2 separate regions of the Mus musculus genome follow, and region 1 is linked to region 2. A link is a loop called in an ENCODE intact Hi-C map of the cell type or tissue named here. Cell type or tissue: left cerebral cortex. All regions are shown on one strand.

The links. Peaks named below come from ENCODE experiments on the same cell type or tissue, not always from the same donor. Only the 100,000 strongest peaks of a DNase experiment are listed, where the experiment ranks them.
Region 1: a loop joins it to region 2, with 4 times the contacts of the local background. A loop is called at or near these places in 6 of 42 quality-filtered maps.

Annotation. Positions count from the first base shown.
Region 1 is chr5:100,817,250-100,822,249 of GRCm38, reverse strand. Abraxas1 (BRCA1 A complex subunit) reads left to right here and starts at 1,315. Exons shown (of 9, transcript NM_172405.3): 1 at 1,315-1,419; 2 at 3,643-3,733; 3 at 4,252-4,288. The coding sequence starts at 1,333. In left cerebral cortex, a CTCF peak has its summit at 2,508 (motif pointing right); a DNase peak (open chromatin) is centred at 1,293; H3K4me3 peaks cover 1,365 bases; H3K27ac peaks cover 756 bases.
Region 2 is chr5:101,666,953-101,671,952 of GRCm38, reverse strand. No RefSeq gene overlaps it. Among named protein-coding and RNA genes, the nearest start is that of Nkx6-1, 4.7 kb to the right of the region's middle. In left cerebral cortex, a CTCF peak has its summit at 2,282 (motif pointing right); DNase peaks (open chromatin) are centred at 2,335, 3,645 and 4,927.

The DNA of each region.
Region 1 (5,000 bases), 850 kb after region 2:
GAAGGAAATCGGGTTTATTCAAGACTTTGTATTCTGAGATGTGGGAAACTATTTCTCCCCTCAAACTTGCATATTAGGGAACTCGGGTACATGAGAACTCCTTCACAAGGGGGGGGGAGGTGCCGAGGTCAAAGGGTGGGAAATGTACGTGCTGGGTAGGATCTTTGTCATCTAGGACTGTTGTCTTTATTCTCCTGTCACAACCAGCCTTGAACTCTGGTGGCTAGCTCATGTAATGAAAACTAAATACCATGGGCCTTTACATGTATTATGTATAATTATATATGTGATACATATGATAGTACCACGGAATATATATTAATACATACACATTCTATAATACATATGTATTATACATATGTTTTTCTTTTTTTTCTTTTTTTTTTTTTTTTTTTTGGTTTTTTGAGACAGGGTTTCTCTGTGTAGCCCTGGCTGTCCTGGAACTCACTGTAGACCAGGCTGGCCTTGAACTCAGAAATCCGCCTGCCTCTGCCTCCCGAGTGCTGGGATTAAAGGCGTGGGCCACCACCGCCCGGCACTATACATATGTATTCTATAAATTCTCCTTTCCTAGGGGGAGGAGAACTCCACAAGCTATTAGTGACCACAGAGTGGAGCTGTGACTTCTTCCATGTTGCCACTGACAAGCTAATCCTGGCTATTGCACAACAAAACTGAGACATGCAATACTAATGCAATTCAGGAGCATGCCACTTTGCCAAGTTTCAATTATTTAAAAACCATCGGCTTTTTAAATTGTGTATGACACGTGTGAAATACATGTCAATCCCTCACCTTCTCACTTACTTTAGTCATATCAAATGATCCAACACAATATGTTCGTGCTTATCATTGAACTTTCACAATGTTATAAACATACATAGTCTTTAAACTAGACTCAGTTCATAACTTTATAATTGCAAGCAAACAAACCAAAGAATCAAATACACACAGACAGAATAACGCAACACAGCGGGAATACTCTAGAGAAGATAATTCCCACCCACCACTGGTTATTGATCTTCCATAAGTTCCAATAGATGAAGGGCAGTGGAAACCCCAAAAAGACATATCCGTGGTATTAAAATATTGCTAAGCGATTCTTATTTTTACAACCATTAGTAGCCTTAAACTATGCATAAACAGTGTTTTCCATGCATGCTGCAGGTGTCTCAGCCAAGCTGATGAAAGAAGCACCCTACCCGGCTAGAGGACACCGCGCTCCCTACAACCCGCGTCTCCCGGTGCGCAGGCTCAAGCCCCGCCCCTACGCTCCAGCCTCCCGTCATGCTCCGCGATAGTGGCTGTGGCGGCAGCGACCGAGGCGGCAGTATGGAGGGCGAGAGCACGTTGGGGGTGCTGTCTGGCTTCGTGCTCGGCGCGCTCACTTTCCATCATCTCAACACAGACTCAGACACGGTGAGCCGGGCGCGGCTGCCGACCCCGCCCGCAGTCCCCGCTCGCTCCGTGGGTTCGCGGAGCAGGGCGCCCTCCCGGGCTCTCATCCGGGCCCTTTTTCTCTGCTCGCCCTTGGGCTTGGAGGAAAGTTCCCCGGGGCCTCCGGCTCGGCGACGAAAGTCGGGCAGCTTACCTGCCTCGCTACCCTGCTGTGCGAAGGATCCCGGCGCCGGGTCCTACTCGCAGCGCGTGAGCGTCGCGAGGCTCGGGAGGACGAGCAGGGGCGAGCCAGACCCCGCACCCAGCCGCAAGGGGCTGGCTAGTTGTAGGGCTACCCTGGCATGAGGCTGTAAGATCCGGCTATTTCTGTGCTACTTTCCGTTACAAACGCACCTTGTCCAGGATCAGATGTGTAAATGCATTTTTAAGCCTTTGCCTCCTTTCGAAGCCCGTGAGTGACATTGAAAACAAATTTTAAGGCTTTTTTTTTTTTTTTTGGTAGATTAAAAACTTACCGTAAAACTTTGAGGTCTGGCAGTAGCATCTTGTATTAAGTTCTTAGTAACATAAAGAAAGAAACTAGAAACATCTAAAATGAGTTTGGGGTCTGCACGAATACAGTGCAGAGAGCACCATACTGAACAGTGTGGAGTAAGGTATTTGAACTGTTGAGTCCTTCGCTTTAAGTGTCAGATCTGCGTTGCCTAAATTGCTTCTCAGCACAGTCCCAGTGATAGGAGTGTACAATGATTTTGATGTGCAGTACATCAAAATACCAGGGGGAAACAAATGACATCTTTGAATGCGCGAGGTACTCACCGGGCAGCACATAATGGGATGATACATTAGCATGGCTCTACGGGAGGATGATACACAAACTTCATACTAAACACAAACACGTGTGTGTGTGTATCTGTGGGACTTATTTTAGAAGATGTTTAGCGTGAACATAAGTAAACTGCCCTAAGTCTGTAGTTTATAGGATTAGCCCTTGTACACTACATCTTGGTGTTTGACCCTAGTTTCTCAGATATTTTAACTTTTGTTTGTTTGTTTGAAGAGTCATTTACTGAGCATCTGTGGATCACACATGGGCAGTGCCCAAGTAGACCAGAAGAGGGCATAACATCCCCTGGAACTTAATGGGAGATAAAGATGTGGGCGCTGAGAACTAAATCCTGTTCTTTTGCAAGAGCAGCCACTGCTCTTAATGACTGAATCGTCCCTCCAGCTCAACTAAAGTTTTTAGAGTTGGTTTCTGAATAATTGTACTTAGAATTGACTGGTACTTTTCCTAGTTTTTAACATTGGGAGTATCAAAATCAAGAACATTTGCAATTGCAGATTTTTACCCACTTGATTCTGTTAAAAGACTGGGACATTCCTATGTTTGTTTGGTTGGTCGTTCGATTATTTTGATGAAATGGAGGCAGGGCATTATAAACCAATTTTAATGAATAGAAGAGTTCACTTGATCTTTAAATGCACCCAAAGAAAAAACTTGAGTCACTGAAATGAGAAAACAAAACAAAAACTCAAAAGGCTGCCTGTATTTTAAAAGAAAACAGGCACACAGTAGACCCACTGGGAAGCAGATGTAACTGAATTACAAATCTTTATTTTTTTTTAATAATTTTTAGACAGATTTACATCTGAAAACATTGATCACTTTAGCATTCCATAGCTAAGAAACCTCCACTGACACTCAGAAATATGTGTAAAATCCAGACTTGGGCTGCTCATTTGGATTATCTTGTGGGACTTTACCCTCTTGTTACAACTGTCCACAGAAGCCTTGCGCTTCAAGACAAACTGCTCAGCTGAGCTCTTAAACAGACTTAAAACTTTTATGCATTTGAGTTAGGGGTGCTTCACTCTCTGCCTTCCCAAACTATTACCAAGCCCTTTAAAGTCAGTTCTACTCAGCCTGGCGTGGTGGCGCTCGCCTTTAATCCCAGCACTTGGGAGGCAGAAGGCAGGCGAATTTCTGAGTTCAAGGCCAGCCTGGTCTACAAAGTGAGTTCCAGGACAGCCAGAGCTACACAGAGAAACCCTGTCTCAAAACAAACAAACAAACAAATCAGTTCCACTCTGTCTCCCTCTCAGCCTTTCCCAGTTACCCATGTGCCCACTACCTATAACACATTTGTATATTGTGAAATTCTGAGAAGATATGATTAGGAGATAGAATATTGACCCTAGCCAGTGTGTTTCATATACTGCTTCTTTTGTTTACTCTCATAGGAAGGTTTTCTCCTCGGTGAAATGAAAGGTGAAGCCAAGAATAGCATTACTGATTCACAGATGGACAACGTTAAAGTTGTTTATACAATTGGTGAGTCACTTAGTTCTGTTTTGGTAGTTTGCATGCCGAGGACAAGCAGCATAAGTGTTACTTTCACTCTTATATTTTAGTTGTTCTGGGGAATATACACATGTGTGTGTTTAAACTGTTAACATATATACGGTAATGTTTTGAAAAGCACTCCAAAAAAAAAAAAAAAAGAAAAGAAAAGAAAAAACCAAAAGTGTGGGTGCAGTGGTACACACCTGTAATCCTCACACTAAGAAAGTAGAGGCAGGAGGATCAGAAGTACAGCTCTACACATTTGCTGTTGTCTAGGGAGTGTAACACTTGCAGTTCCAGGTGGGACTCCAGGTTGGATTTCTAGCCCTGCATGTCTGGGAGTCACTTGATTTCTGGGTGAGCGTGGTCTGTCTTAGGGTGGTCTGAAGAGGGATGAGCTCTGCATAGTGAAGCTCCTAGCTAGCGGGAGGCCAAACGCTCCTCAGGGTGGTGGGCAGTGGGCAAGCAATTAATACACTCATGACTAGAAATCCTTTTTCTCCTAGACATTCAGAAATATATCCCATGCTACCGGCTTTTTAGGTGAGTAATAGTATTAGTAAAAACAAGTAAATTATCCATTGTGACAATTGTTTGCAAGGTAAATAATTTTAAAAACTAACAGTGTCTTCATAACCAGACATGGTAATTGAGTGTCTTGGTTACATAGAAGTTTGTTTGTTTTTTTTTCAGTATCTAAGGTACACTAGTCCACATCAACTGCATCTGTAATTTCATTAGTTGTGTTACCCTTAGCTGGCTTCTACTGCCTCTGAAAAACCAGTGTTCTCTGAGAATTGCCTTTTCTTCTCACACACAATCCTCTCATTGCATATATAAACTCATGACTGACAGGTACTTTAATGTCACTAACAGTCACCAAGCAAACAGACACAACCGTAGGATGGTGTTATTTTAAAGACTGTTTTATGATTTATATCAGCCACAGGAGAAAAAGAATGAGTGTCGTACACTCTCACACAGTGTATACATGTCTAAGACGGTGGGAGTTACAAGGCATACGTGGTAAAGAGGGATCTGTGGGGAAGAAAGTATGACAAGACAGCCTGGGGTGTTCTCAGACTGATAAAGCAGGAAGGAGTCAGTCTGCTTACAGCCCTTCTTACACACTGGACGTGCAGGTCTAGTCATTGAACGGGGAGTTCTTAGTGGAACCTCCTAGAAAAGACTTCTTGAAGGGCCTTCTGGATCAGCAAAGGATTAAGAGAACCTGTATTTCCGGGCAACTACATTA
Region 2 (5,000 bases):
ATACCCCGGACCACAGAAAGAGAAACAGAAACAGAACCAGAAACAAAAAGTGGTCTGACTTAAACAAATAACAAAAAAAAAAATAAAATCTCTTTGAAACTTAGATATTTGACTTGTTTATAAGCCAAGATCATTTATTTTCAGAGACTAAATTCTTTCTTCTTTAAAAAAAAGATTTATTTTATTTATTTTTTGTATGTGGGCACACTGTCACTGTCTTTAGACACTAGGACATTGGATTCCATTACAGATGGTTGTGAGCTACCATGTGGTTGCTGGGAATTGAACTCAGGACTTCTGGAGGAGCAGTCAGTTCTCCTACCTGCTGATCCATCTCTCCAGCCCCCAGAGACTAAATTTTTATTTGATATGGTCCAAAAATATTTTTCCTGCCCAAGACATGGTGAATTATGTTTTTGCTGTAATGAAAAGGTAGAGTCACTTGCCGATTTGCAGTATTCAAGCTGCTATTATGTGCTTCCCCCCTGTCTTTTTCCTTCCTTCCTTCCTTCCTTCCTTCCTTCCTTCCTTCCTTCCTTCCTTCCTTCCTTCCCTCCCTCCCTCCCTCCCTCCCTCCCCCTTCCCTCCCTCCCTCCCTCCCTTCTTTCTTTCTTTCTTTTTTTTTTTCTTTTTTTTATTTATTTTTTTATTTTTTTTTCCATTTTTTATTAGGTATTTAACTCATTTACATTTCCAATGCTATACCAAAAGTCCCCCATATCCACCCACCCCCACTCCCCTGCCCACCCACTCCCCCTTTTTGGCCCTGGTATTCCCCTGTACTGGGGCATATAAAGTTTGCAAGTCCAATGGGCCTCTCTTTCCAGTGATGGCCACTTTCTTTCTTTCTTTCTTTCTTTCTTTCTTTCTTTCTTTCTTTCTTTCTTTCTTTCTTTCTTTCTTTCTTTCTTTCTATTTTTTCCTGAGCTGTGCATGGAACCCAGGCCTTTGAGCGGCATGCTGGGTAAATATTCTACCTTTAAGCTACATCACCAGCCCCATGCTTTCACATACATTTCAACCTGTCCTCCTCCTCTCCGTTCTCCTCGCCCCCTCCTCCTTCTCCTTCTTTTTTCTCTCTTTTTCTTCTATTACAGAAGAGCAGTATAATATGCCAATTAAAATTATGGATGGCTTTGCAGCCAGATTGAGAGGTGTGTGTGTATAAAAATCCCTAACTTCTTACTTATCCATCTACAGCAGAATTCTTAAATGTATTGTTCTGCAACCTGATTGCATAGTGGGATGCTTTTGTTGCCTGGTTGGCAGAGCTGAATGAGAGCTGTCAAGTACTTAGAGCACTGAGCACTTCCTAGCTGCTGGTTCTGTCACTGCATGGTCTGTTTAAGGAGAAGTGACTACTGGAAGGGGTGGATGGTAAATGAGAAGATCGAGGAAGGAGCCTTGACAGACAAGTCATCTCGAGGCAAATTGCTTTTGCTTATAAAGCATCTCCGTCTTATATCTGCTCCTCTATTAACTAAACCTCTGCTCTCTCTTGAGTTTTCTGTTGTTGATTTTTTTGGTTGGTTGGTTTTGTTTTTTTGTTGTTCTTGTTGGTTTTGCTCATTCCCTGACTAGTTCATAACTTATTTAACCCATTTAAACTAGTCTATGTCTACCATGTAGTTAGTTATCTCTCCTTCAGTTCTGGCCTGCTTCTTCCTTAGTGTCTTCCTGTTGGTTTACTCTGTCTTCTTGGTCTGTCTCTAGACTCTTTTATCTCTTACTATTTCCCAGAATCCTCTCTCTTCCTGCCAGTTTCCCACCTCCTATTTCCTGCCTCAGCTCACTGGCCATCAGCTTTTATACTGACAGATGATGTTTATAAGATATACTCTCCAAAGTGCACACCTTTAATTCCAGTGCTGGGGAGGCAGGGGCAGGTAGATTTCTGAGTTCGAGATCAGCCTGGTCTACAGAGTGAGTTTCAGGACAGCCAGAACTACACAGAGGAACCCTGTTTCAAAAACCCAAATACGTACTACATACATACATACATACATACATACATACATACATACATACATACTCATTGCTGATTGTTCCAGGACAGCTAACGCTACACAAAGAAACTCTATCCCGAAACACGAACTAACTAAATAGCTTATTTTCGATTGGTACCTGAATTAAAGCAAGAGCTAAAAGATTCACCCTTCACGCTATATATTTGGCAGATCAGATAGAAATTAAGCAAATGCCAACAAATACCACGAGGGTTATGCACAGGCGACCTATGCCATTGAAACCTCCGGTTCTTCCTTAGGCGTCAGAGAAATGCTAAGAATGTGTTATTCCACAAGAGGGCGATAAGTGCACAGGATTTCACAAGAGCGCGTAGGCCCAGTGATTTAGGGAATAAATAACTCCCCCCCCCCCCTTCTGTAGGAAAGAATAAGAAACTGCACCGGGAGACGGCGGCAAGGACCACCACCCACCCACTCAGGCGCGCATTCCCACGGGAGAAACCGGTTTATGGAGTCTATCAAAAAAGCATGCTCGTTGCTCATCCTTATATATATATCATAGCTGTTCACATCAGATCAAATCTGAGGCATCAGACTGGCCTAGCGTTTTTTCAGTGAGTTAACTCTGGAAACCAATAGACGTTTATTTTTTTTCAAGCATATGATTCTCCACCTGTTGCCACATTCCAGAATATATATTTCAAACCAAGATTGCATACCAAGGGTTGCAAATAGGTCGGGGGGGGGGGGACAGGGAGAGGGGTAATTTTTGTTCAAAAAGCGATGTATTTGCAGTCCTATGTAAACCTACTCTGTCGCAGACACTTCTAGACATTTTGTGTTTGCCCTTTCCCAACCTTCTGGGGTCTTCTGAAATCCTCCGTGAGGCACCCCAGTTCTGGTTACGCCTGCTGTTGCTGTTTTGCTGGGCTTGGGGGGTGGGGGGAGTTGTCCCCAGGGAGGCTGAGGCAAATTCTGGAGAGGGGTCTGGGTTTTTTTTTTTTTTTGGTAGAAGAACCCACCGTGCATCTGCTGGCAGTTCCTCACAGGCGAGCACGGAATGGAAAGTCCCCAAGGGCCTTTGTTGCCCTGTGGAGCATGAGTTGACCCCAGTCTAGTTCTTTTCCTAATCGTCTTCTTCACCTTTGGCAGAACTTCGGTTCAGGTCCGGTTCTCACATCACAACACTTAGCCGCAGCAAAGAGATCCACGCGTGATTTTTTTCTCCCCCTGTCTGCTCCGGAGACCAGGCTAGGCCATCTTGGGGGACCTTCTTGGGTCTTCCTTGTATTTCTGTGTAGCAACTAGCTCGACTCACTTTGTTAACACTGACTTAAAACTAATCTTTCTTTTATTCAGCCCGAATAGGTCCCAATGCTCGGCGAAATGAAGTGGTTAAAATCTTCTAGAGGGTTCGACAAAGCAAGTTCAGAAGAGACTTTTTGTTGTTTAGTGTGTGGGGGCTTTATTGTTGTTTGGTTTGCTGTAAACACACATAATCCCCTCCCTCCTTTTTTGTAGCAATGGCCTTTCTACAGCACCCTTGAGCACCTCCACACTAATATATTCGGAGCAGAACCGTTGGCATCTTTGCGAGCCTAAATACAGTTAGCTAAGGTTTCATTCGCATTCATCCTGTGTCACCCTGGATTTAATGACAGTTCCTTTCTCTTAAAGCAGAAGTATCTATTGCGCGTGGAGCGCTGCGCGCTGCTTCAAAGGTCAAGGGAGAGTACGGAGCCTAGTGGATCCCTCAAGCTGCAGATTCCGGGAGCAGGCTGCAAGGGAACCTGAGCACCCGCTCACCGCTCCCCCATAGGCTCAAAATCCAAGAGGTGGATCCACCTTCCACACCTCTCCCTGTGACCCCCTCCTGCAACCTCCGATTTGCCCAACAGCTTTCATTTATTTTTAATTAAAATGCAAATCAATCGCTTTCAAGTAGAGCCTTGCCCTCTCCAATATATAGCTGTATACATATAGAAGCGTGGTGTTGAGATGAGCCGGTCGGTTTCTTCCTCTGCTCCTTGTTTGGAAGGGCCCCGGCTTTATTAGGAAGTGTGCGCAAGAGTTAGGAGGTCCCCAAGGAAAAACAATCAGGAGCCCCAAGAGGGTTTGAAAGCAGCAAACCCTGGGCCCACAAGGCAGGCAGGCCCTGCCACACCCACTGCAGCTCGCCTGGAACCCCGGGCCGAAGAGTGGAGGGCAGGGTGACCTCTTCCCGACTGAGCCCAGCAGCTCACACTCCTGGGATCCTGGGGGCAGATCCCGGACAGCACCTGGCTAGAGGCACCCGCCTTTCTTCAGAGGCGGGTGGGATGAGTCGGAAAACAAGCTGCCATTGCCGCTGCCGCTGAAGAATTTAGACACCCCTTAAGGATCGAGGTACACAGTCCCCATCATTTTTTATTGTTAGAATTGGGAATCATACTATTTAAATTATGAATTATGAATGACAGAGACTCAACGGATGAGATGTCTTCATTTCAAAACCAGCTTTGTAACTACGGAGCACAGTTAAGTTGGAGTTGACTCTCTCTCTCTCTCTCTCTCTCTCCTCCCCCTTCCCCACTTTCTCTGTCTTTCTCTGTGTCTCTGTCTTTCTCTTTGTCTATCTCTCTGTCTTTCTCTGTCTCTCTGTCCCTGTGTGTCCTTCTCTGTCTTTCGCTGTGTCTCTGTCTGTCTCTCTCCGGTCTATTTTCTTTTTTGACACCCCCTCCCCAATACCAGATACTAAATTCTCAATAGAAAAAAAAACCGATCAATTTACCAACCCATTCCCCATTACAGTAACTACAAAGATAGCTACTTTTGAGGAAAGAACTTCCAATACACTTAGGTTCGGTTTTCTCGGTTCCTACCTAGTCCCTTTCCCGGTGGACATGAGCAGATCGCAGGAGGCCCAAAATTCGAGCTCTGGCTGATCGTGTGCCACGGAGGAAATGCTGGGTCCGAGTGAGAGTAGTTTGTGAGGAAGCCAGAGGCATTGAAATTCCAGCGGCAGAAACAGAGCCGGGGCTTGCCCGCCACTGT